Linked DNA regions of Homo sapiens: region 2 is linked to region 1. A link is a loop called in an ENCODE intact Hi-C map of the cell type or tissue named here. Cell type or tissue: CD14-positive monocyte. All regions are shown on one strand. Links, peaks and the distances in the headings refer to the core of each region. The heading gives the core; the rest is flanking DNA.

What was found. Hi-C counts contacts between places; a loop is a spot of excess contacts. Peaks named below come from ENCODE experiments on the same cell type or tissue, not always from the same donor. Only the 100,000 strongest peaks of a DNase experiment are listed, where the experiment ranks them.
Region 2: it touches region 1 in a loop (1.9-fold over the local background); 2 of 110 quality-filtered maps call a loop at or near these places.

Annotation. Positions count from the first base shown.
Region 1 is chr7:99,117,503-99,122,881 of GRCh38, forward strand. The region is part of intron 1 of SMURF1 (SMAD specific E3 ubiquitin protein ligase 1); the gene reads right to left. Among named protein-coding and RNA genes, the nearest start is that of SMURF1, 24 kb to the right of the region's middle. In CD14-positive monocyte, for the core only: no CTCF peak of the experiment used is centred there; DNase peaks (open chromatin) are centred at 1,409 and 3,239; H3K4me3 peaks cover 2,874 bases; H3K27ac peaks cover 1,598 bases.
Region 2 is chr7:99,162,654-99,168,032 of GRCh38, forward strand. It overlaps a transcript of KPNA7 not described here. Among named protein-coding and RNA genes, the nearest start is that of SMURF1, 21 kb to the left of the region's middle. In CD14-positive monocyte, for the core only: no CTCF peak of the experiment used is centred there; no DNase peak of the experiment used is centred there.

The sequences.
Region 1 (5,379 bases), core at 305-5,304:
CACACTTGGCTAATTTTTTTGTATTTTTAGTAGAGACGGGGTTTCACCATGTTGGCCAGGCTGGTCTCAAACTCCTGACCTCAGGTGATCCACCCACCTCGGCCTCCCAAAGTGCTGGGATTACAGGCGTGAGCCACTGCACCCGGCCACAACAAAATTTAAAAATAAAGAACTCCATCATTTAAAACTTTTATGCAGCAAAGAACACTGTTAAGAAAGTAAAAAGATAACCCATAAAATGGGAGAAAATATTTGGAAATCATATATCTGATGAGTCTAATATCAAGAATATATATGCTGAGCGTGGTGGCTCACGCCTGTAATCCCAGCACTTTGGGAGGCCAAGGCAGGCGGACCACCTGAGGTCAGGAGTTCAAGACCAGCCTGACCAACATGCTGAAACCTGTCTCTACTAAAAATACAAAAATTATTGGACATTTCTCTAAGGAAGATATACAAATAATGGATAAATAGTGGACATTTCTCTAAGGAAGATATACAAGTAGCCAATAAGCACATGAAAATACGCTCATCCTCATTAGTCATTAGGGAAATGCAAATCAAAACCACAATAAGATACTACTTCCTACCCTTTAGGATGCCTGTAATAATAACTAAACAGCAAAAAACAAAACGATGATGGAAAATAACAAGTGTAAACTAGGATGTGGAGAAACTGAAACCCTTGAACACCACTGATGGGATGGTAAAATGATGCAGTGACTGGAAAACGGTTTGGCAGTCCCTCAAAATTTAAATACAGAATTCCATATGACCCAGCATTTCCATTCTTAGGTACATATCCAAGAATAAAAACATATGCATATGTTCACACAAAAACTTGCCCACAAATGTTCATAGCAGCATGATTCCCAATAGCCAAGAAGCAGAAACAATCCAAATGTCAATCAATTAAAAGAATGTGGTCTATCCATGCAATCAAATATTACTTAGCAAGAAAAAGGAATGAAGTATTGATACAAGTTACGACAGGATTGAACCTTGAAAACGTTATGCCAAGTGAAAGAAACCAACACAAAAGGCCACATACATATGATTTCATTTTCATGAAACATGTAGAACAGGCAAATTCATAGGGACAGAAGCAGATTAGTAGTTGTAAAGCCTAGGGTTGGGGGAACAGAAAGTGACTGCTAAATGAGTATTGGGTTTCTTTTGGGGGTGATGAAAATGTTCTAGAGTTAGATAGTGGTGATGGTTGTACAACACTGGGAATGTACTAAGAGCCACTTAATTATACACGTAAATTTTATGTTGCAAGAATTTTACCTCAACTTTTTTTTAAAGACAGCTCTATATTATACTGATATGGGAGGATCTCTAAGATAGTTCCTATTTATTTCTGCATTGTTATTTTTAGACAGGGTCTTGCCCTGTACCCAGGCTGCAGTACGTGATGCAATGACAGCTCACTGCAGCCTCAACCTTCTGGGCTCAAGCGATCGTCCCATCTCAGCCTCCTGAGAAGCTAACATGCCAATTTTTTTTTTTTTTTTTTTTTTTTTTTTTTTTTTTTTTTTTAGAGACAGGGTCTCGCTATTTTGCCCAGCCTGGTCTTGAATTCCTGATCTCCAGGATATATTGAGGAAAAAAGCAAAGTAAAGAACAGTGTATAGTGTGCTTCTTCTTAAAGGGGGATGGGGAGGTAGAGAAAGAATATATGTACAAGTATTTTTATCTAGCGTATCTTTGCTAAAATATACAAGGAATTGTTACCAGTGGATTGCCTCTGGGGAAGAGAACTTGAAGGCAAAGGCCAGGCGTGAAGAGATTTCCTTTCCAAATAAGCCATCTTGTACAGTTTAAATATTACACTGTGTATATATCACCTTCCCTCCCCACAAAGAAATTAACCTTTTAGAAAGAGTAAATATGTAAATAAAGGGGCCATTATATAATGAAAATATGCTCACAGGAAGGTTGTTGACCCATGCCAGGAGAAAGAAAACACTGGGAATGAGATTCTAGAAGTGTTTATCTAACAGTGACAGATATTGGAGTAATTTTAAAAAATATAATTAGGCATTTCCCAAATACAAGATTATATAAACAGTACAATGCATCATAATAGAAGCTGGAAGGCTGTGTATGTGACAACAGCCTGCTCAATGATAAGCTCCAATCCTCAGGACCCATGGCTCTCCAGGGACAGGAAAACCTGGGCAGCTTCCTCCTCTCACTTCAGATCTCCCCAGTTGGGGGCCTTTGGGCACTGACAGGTAAGGGGGTTCTCTATATTGAAAGGAGCTTTCAAACACCATTTCTATGATTCAAGGAGAAAGAGAGATTGTATAAAATACTCATGGTTATAGTCCAACACCCCATTTTCAACTCTTTTGTCTTGACTCTGAAGATCTTCCAACTGTCCCTAAAAATTTGATGTATTGGTTTAACTCATGGTGATACGGTTTGGATATGTGTCCTCTCCAAATCTCATACTGAAATGTGACCTCCAGTGCTGGAGATGGGGCTTACTGGGAGATATTGGGTCATGGGCACAGACCCCTCATGAATGGGTTGGTGCCATCCCCATGGTAATGAGTCAGTTCTTGCCCTGGTAGTTCCCATGAGATCTGGTTGTTTAAGGAGCCTGGCACCTCACCCCTTCCCTCACCATGTGATGCCTGCTCTCTGTCTTCCGCTATGATTGGAAACTTCCTGAGGCCTCCCCAGAAGCTAAGCAGATGCCAACACCATGCTTTGTGTACAGCCTGCAGGACCGTGAGCCAATCAAACCTCTTTTCTTTGTAAATTACTCAGTCTCAGGTATTTCTTTATAGTAATGCAGGAATGAACTAACAAGTATGGCTTCAAAGTCTCCAGGTACACTTACAGGCATCAGACAAAAAGATGTCCTATCATTGTCTATTACTACCTACAGTCTCCAACACAACCTAAACAAAGCAACTTGTTTCACCCACACTCCCTCAGAGTCGTGATTGTTTTCCACTTCCATCAGATTACCACCAAATCCTCTCTCCTGAGTTTTAAATTCATGACAGAAGCTGCTACTGATTCTGTCTACAATGGCAGAATCTCCCAAAGAAGCCGAGAGTGAGAGCCAGTCCTTCCTGCCCTGTCTTCTTTATTTCTAGAGCTGAAAAAAAAAAAAAACAAACCTGGAAGCCCCACTCAGCAGCAGCTTTTGCAGTCTGTGGCTTAATTTAAGGAAGTATTCCACGAAACCTCTGAAGAGAATCTAAATTTAGATTAAAGTCTTTCACCATCAATGGCAGCTTCTCAGCTAGGGAACCCACATGCAGAGCAGTGTAGTGGGAAAGGGAGAAAAAAAAAAAAACAACTTTAAAATACAGATAAATGTGTCATCATTGAGGGAAGTGAAGCTGGCATTATTTAGCCCAAAAAGATTTGTTTTTTTTTTTTCCCCAACATCTTAATTCTTGATAAAGGGGTGGTATACAAAAACTTTTAGGGAAAGAAACAGTGAAATAAGGAAGATGGATTTTCTTTACAAGATTTCTATTAAGAGAGCAAATAAGCTATTCTGTATAACAGGATGTCTGTAACGATAAAATCGGGCATCAAGATATTGAAATTAACACTGTCTCCAACAGAGTTCTCTAACACTGAGTCAGATGGGAGAGGAAAACCATCTACTTACCAGTTCTGTTTCCCCAACACCCTGCTCTTCCCAAATATGTCAATTTAGACCTTGAATTCTGAGATGGTAAGAGTCAAAGCAAAAAAAAAAAAAAAAAAAAAATAGTGTGAGTTGAGATTAATGACAATTAACAGGGAAATAATGCTATTTTCTATGCATTTTTCTAACCTTGAAGAGTAAAGCTGATCCATTTAAAAGCTAATCTTACCCAATGTTCCATTCCCAAAATAAAATTAAGATATTGTATATAATTTCTAAATTAACACTTAGCAGACCTATCCTCTCTCTCCTCCAAAACAACACCTAGTTTGCAAGCCATATCTATAGACAGATTTCAGCAGATAACTGTGTAAAAGAAAAGAGAGTGATATTTTCTCTGTTCTTTAACACTCGCATCCTCCTCTTCTCCCCGCCCCCAGTCAGCTGGGAAACACTCCCAGATCCTTCCCAAGCTTAGTTTGGAAGTAAAGCTCAGCTTTGATAAACACTCAGCCCAGGAAATGCTTTGGATCGTAGACCACTTAGAATAGTTAGCTTGTCCTTTCCCAAGAGGTCTCTTTTCAAACTCGGTTTGATAGGCGATTTGGCGGTTTTTAAATTTTCACTAAAACCTCTTGGCGCATTGCTGAGAGATAAAATCATAGCAGTCTGGAAACTGTACACATGGTGTAGGGATGCACCACACCCAAGACAAGCTCCTCAAACTCCAGGGGAAAACCATTGTTCCAACGAGCTGCCAACAGGACTCTCTGCAGGAACCAGGGAGCGGCGAGGGGAACAGTCTCCACTGCGCATCACCTTCACTGCGCCATCTTGGTAGCTGCTTGATATAGTCAGCAACAAACGATGCTGGACCCAAGGAAAAGACTACAAGAACCTGTTTTTAGCATTTTGAAATGTTAGGCCGGGCAGGTGGCTCACGCCTGTAATCCCAGCACTTTGGGAGGCTGAGGCTGGTGGATCATCTGAGGTCAAGAGTTCGAGGCCAGCCTGGGCAACATGGTGAAACCCCATCTCTACTAAAAATACAAAATTATCTGGGCATGGTGGCGCATGCCTGTGATCCCAGTTACTCAGGAGGCTGAGGCAGGAGAATCGCTTGAACCCGGGAGGCAGAGGTTGCAGTAAGCCGAGATCGGGCCACCGCACTCCAGCCTGGGCAATAGAGTGAGACTCTGTCTCAAAAAAAAAAAAGAAGAAGAAGAAGAAAAAAAAAGGCCGGGCGCAGTGGCTCACACCTGTAATCTCAGCACTTTGGGAGGCCAAGGCAGGTGGATCACCCAAGGTCAGGAGTTCAAGACCAGCCTGGCCAACATGATGAAACCTCATCTCTACTAAAAAATACAAAATTAGCCAGGTGTGGTGGCGGGCGCCTGTAATCCCAGCTACTTGGGAGGCTGAGGCAGAAGAATTGCTTGAACCTGGGAGGCAGATGTTGCAGTGAGTCAAGATGGCACCATTGCACTCCAGCCTGGGTGACAGAGCGAGATTCCGTGTCAAAAAAAAAAAAAAAAAAAAGTAGTGTCCTTGACCGCACTACTAAAAGGCTCACTCCATAGCACTGACATCAACCATGCCACAGGGCTTTTTTCTTTCTTTCTTTTTTTTTTTTTTTTTTTTTTTTACATAATTAAAATTTCACATCACTTCTCTGTGTCTTTTGGACAACCACTGGTGTTGCACTTGGGAACTGTTCAAAATATCTCGAAGATCAAATAATTGTCTATAGTAGCAAA
Region 2 (5,379 bases), core at 266-5,265, 45 kb after region 1:
GAAAAAAAGAGGTTGACAGTATTTTGAGCCAACAAGGTTAGATCACTCGGACAACAGTGACTAAGCTCAACAGGGCTTCCAGCTCTTTTAATTAAAAAAATTTTTTCTCAAAGACCTATCTTTGTAAACCATCTCACCTTTCCACCTCCCTTCAACTACAATCTACGAATAGGGGGAAAAATGCTTTAAGATGTTGAAAAAGAATCTGTATTCCAATCAGATTCTTTGAAAAAAAGTATATGTAAGGCTGGACACGGTAGCTCACGCCTGTAATCCCAACACTTTGGGAGGCTGACACAGGCAGATCAACTGAGGTCGGGAGTTCAAGACCAGCCTGATCAACATGGAGAAACCCTAGCTCTACTAAAAATACAAAAATTAGCTGGATGTGGTGGCACACTCCTATAATCCCAGCTACTCGGGAAGCTGAGGCAGGAGGATCACTTGAACCTGGGAGGCGGAGGTTGCAGTGAGCCGAGACTGCGTGACTGCACTCCAGCCTGGGCAGCAAGAGCAAAACTCTGCCTCAGAAAAAAAAAAGTGTATGTAAATTCAACCTAGAAAAGAAATGCAAACAAAAATTATTGTATTGAAGTCATAGGACCATTTTTTCAATATGTTTTTTCAATTACAAATATATTAAATTTGTAATATATTTATATATAATATACATATTTTATATATGCACTATAAATATGAGTGTGTGTATATATATATATATATATATATATTTTTTTTTTTTTTTTTTTTTTTGAGACAGGGTCTCACTTTGTTGCCCAGGCTGGAGTGCAGTGGTGCAATTGTAGCTCACTGTAACCTTGAACTCCTGGGTTCAAGTGGCCCTTCTACCTCAGCCTCCTGAGTAGCTGGGGCTACAGATCCTCACTACCATGCCCAGCTAATTTTTTATTTTTATAGAGATGGAGTCATGCTGTGTTGCCCAGGCTGGTCTTGAACTCATGGCCTCAAGTGATTCTCCCACCTCAGCCTCCCAAAGTGCTGGGATTATAGGTATAAGCCACCACGCCTGGCCTAGTGTGTATTTTATATATAACAAATATTACCTATTTAACATTATTTAATGTAAAAATTCAAATGTTATATACTGTCTCTATTTTGACAGAATGGGACTTAATCTTTTGGATTTAAATAATGTCTCGAGTTACGGTATCATTTTCTACTCCTCATGGGCATCACTTAAGATCCCTCAGTCTCAAGCAACAGGAACCTACTCTGGCTACTTAAAAAGAATTTCTCGAAAATGCAAATCAAAACCACAATGAGATACCATCTCACACCAGTTAGAATGGTGATCATTAAAAAGTCAGGAAACAATAGGTGCTAGAGAGGATGTGGAGAAATAGGAACACTTTTACACTGTTGGTGGTACTGTAAACTAGTTCAACCATTGTGGAAGTCAGTGTGGTGATTCCTCAGGGATCTAGAACTGGAAATACCATTTGACCCAGCCATCCCATTACTGGGTATATACCCAAAGGATTATAAATCATGCTGCTATAAAGACACATGCACATGTATGTTTATTGCGGCACTATTCACAATAGCAAAGACTTGGAACCAACCCAAATGTCCAACAATGATAGACTGGATTAAGAAAATGTGGCACATATACACCATGGAATACTATGCAGCCATAAAAAATGAAGAGTTCATGTCCTTTGTAGGGACATGGATGAAACTAGAAACCATCATTCTCAGCAAACTATGGCAAGGACAAAAAACCAAACACCTCATGTTCTCACTCATAGGTGGGAATTGAACAATGAGAACACATGGACACAGGAAGGGGAACATCACACTCCGGGGACTGTTGTGGGGTAGGGGTAGGGGGAGGGATAGCATTAGGAGGTATACCTAATGTAAATGACGAGTTAATGGGTGCAGCACACCATGGCACATGTATACATATGTAACTAACCTGCACATTGTGCACATGTACCCTAAAACTTAAAGAATTTAAAAAAAAAAAAAATTTCTCGAAAGAGTATGGGAGAGCACCTAAGACCAAAAAGGAGGCCTGGAGAGGCAGGATGCAGGTAGCCACTGGAAACATCCACAGCAGGGCTTGCCACTGGAGTCATCAAAGACACATGAGCTATTTCTTCTGTCCCCAGCCCCTGGGTTTAAGATTCAAAGTCTCAGACCGGGTGTGGTGGCTCACGCCTGTAATCCCAGCACTTTGGGAGGCCGAGGCAGGAGGATCACCTGAGGTCAGAAGTTTTGAGACCAGCCTGGTCAACATGGCAAAACCCCGTCTGCTAAAAATACAAAAAGTAGCCGGGTATGGCAGTACCCGCCTGTAGTCCCAGCTACTAGGGAGGCCGAGCATGGTGGCATGTGCCTGTAATCCCAGCTACTCAGGAGGCTGAGGCAGGAGGATCACTTGAGCCTAGGAGGCAGAGGTTGCAGTGAGCCGAGATCATGCCACTGCACTCCAGCCTGGGCGACAGAACACGACTTTGTCTCAAAAAATAAAAATAAAATAAAATCTGCAGCTCTGATCATTGGGATCACTTGTTGGAATGGCCGGGTTCCTGTGCAGTCACCTAGCAGATGTCTACCAATGACAGGCCCTACTCACAGCCACTGCACTCCAGCTTGGGCGACAGAGCGAGGCCTTGCCTTTTTAAAAAAAAAAAAAAAGGCTCAGAGAAAGAGTATGCTTGGCCAAAGATCTGCCACCTAGGGCATCCTGAGCTGAGGAGGAAAGAGGGTACAGAGTCTCCCAGTTGCCCCCATCTCCATATGGGATGGCACAGCCCCTCGAGGAGCACCCCACCCTCAGCATAGCTCTCAGCAGTGGACAGATAATCACTGCAGAAGGAGATGAAGATACTGATTGCAGGCCCCAATGTCCACTAAATCATAGACTTGCTGTCATCACTAAATGAGAAGTTGGTGCAGGTGAACTGTCTTCCAGCAGTATTTTAGACTAACACCCAAACACCGTTTCTCTTCATTTATCAAAGGCCACCAAAGACCTGCTTTGGGCATGATGTTTTGGTGTGACACTTCTGAGCCAAAATTTAGCTTAATCTCTACACTCAACTTGTACAGATCAAGCCCAATCCCTTTGAGACAGAGTCTTGCTATGTTGTCCAGGCTGGACTTGAACTCCTGGGCTCAAGGGATCCTCCAGCTTCAGCTTCTCAGGTAACTGGGTGATAGGGTTTCGATTTGTGTCTCTGACCAAATCTCATGTCAAATAGTAATCCCCAACGTTGGGGGTGGGGCCTGGTAGGAGGTGATTGGATCATGGAGGCAGATTTCCCCCTTGCTGTTCTTGTCATAGTGGGTTCTCATGAGATCTGGTTGTTTAAAAGTGTGCAGCACCTCCCCCTTCTCTCTCTTCCTTCTGCTCTGGCCATGTAAGACGTGCCTGCCTCCCCTTCACCTTCTGCCATGATTGAAAATTTCCTGAGGCCTTCCCAGCCATGCTTCCTGTGCAGCCTACAGAATCATGAGCCAATTAAACATCTTTTCTTTATAAACCACCCAGACTCAGGTATTTATTTATAGCAATGCCAAAACAGACTAATACACTGGGATTACAGGTACACATCAGCATGCCCAGTTTAATCCCTCTTTCAACATCTCCTATCCATGACCACACTGCCTAGCACCTACTATGTTTCTAGGTCCTTTCCTTCCTCGTTACTTTTTTTGAGATGGTCTCCGTCATCCAGGCTGCAGTGCAGTGACGTGATCCCGGCTTGCTGCAACCCTGCCCCCCACGTTCAAGTGATTTTCCAGCATTAGCCTCCTGAGTAGCTGGGATTACAGGTGTGCACCACCATGCTCAGCTAATTTTTGTATTTTTAGTAGAGATGGGGTTTCACCATGTTGGCCAGGCTGGTCTGGAGCTCCTGACCTTAAGTGATCCACCTGCCTCAGGCTCCCAAACTGCTGGGATTACAGGTGTGAGCCACCGTGCCCGGCCTTTCTATTTTATTTATTTTTTTTGAGATGAAGTTTCACCCTGTTGCCCAGGCTGGAGTGCAATGGCATAATCTTGGCTGACTGCAAGGTCTGCCTCCCAGGTTCAAGTGATTCTCCTACCTCACCCTCCCAAGTAGCTGGGATTACAGGCATGTGCCACCACGCCCAGCTAATTTTTTGTATCTTTAGTAGAGACAAGGTTTCACCATGTCGGCCAGGCTGGTCTCAAACTCCTGACCTCGTGATCCACCACCTCGACCTCCCAAAGTGCTGGGATTACAGGCGTAAGCCACCATGCCCAGTCTAGTTACTCCCCTTTTGACCACTGCCCACACAGCTTTTTCTGAAGAATGTTCTGCATTCACAGGTGTTATATGAAAAGTGAAGGGGACCAAATGTCACATGTGTTTGGGAGATTCCCATAATATTTAGAATAAAATTCAAAGTCTGCATCTAAGCTTACAAGGCTCCCTGATATGACGCTCTCCAACCTCAGCCTCTCATACCCCAACTCCACCTCGCTCCAGCCACGGAGCCTGCTGTTCACACACCTGGAGCCAGCTCCCACCTCTGTGCCCTGGCCCCACTGTCTCCTCTGCCTGGGATGCCTTTCCCGGAGATCTACCAGACTACCTTCTTCACCTCCTTCAGGGCCAGCCTTGCCTTAGCACAGCAGTCTCTAATCCCTAGACCAGTCCGTAGCCTGATAGGAACCGGGCCACCCAGCAGGAGGTGAGCAGCAGGTGAGCGAAGCTGAGCTCCGCCTCCTGTCAGATCAGTGGCAGCATTAGATTCCCATAGGAGAGAGAACCCTATTGTGAACTGTACATGCAAGGGATCTAGACTGCATACTCCTCAGAATTTTTCAGATAGGGTCAAAAAAAGCTGGAGTATACTGGCGCAACCTTGGCTCACTGCAACCTCCACCTCCCGGGTTCAAGCAATTCTCCTGCCTCAGCCTAAGTAGCTGGGACTACAAGCTGATGCCATCACACCCAACTTTTTTTTTTTTTTTTTTTTTTTTTTTTTTTTTTTTTTTGCATTTTTAGTAGAGACAGGGTTTCACCATGTTGGCCAGGCTGGTCTCGAATTCCTGACCTCAGGTGATCCGCCCACCTTGGCCTCCCAAAGTGCTAGGATTACAGTCATGAGCCACTGTGCCTGGCCTCCTTATGAGAATCTAATGCCTGATGATCTGTCACTATCTCCCATCACCTCCAGATGGGACCACCTAGTTGCAGGAAAACAAGCTCAGGGCTCCCACTGATTCTACATGATGGTGAGTTATAGAATTGTTTCATTATCCATTACAATGTGATAATAAAGTACACAATAAGTGGAATGTGCTTGAATTATCCCCAAACCATTCCCCCACCCCCACACCCCTCTATCCGTAGAAAAATTGCCTTCCACAAAACC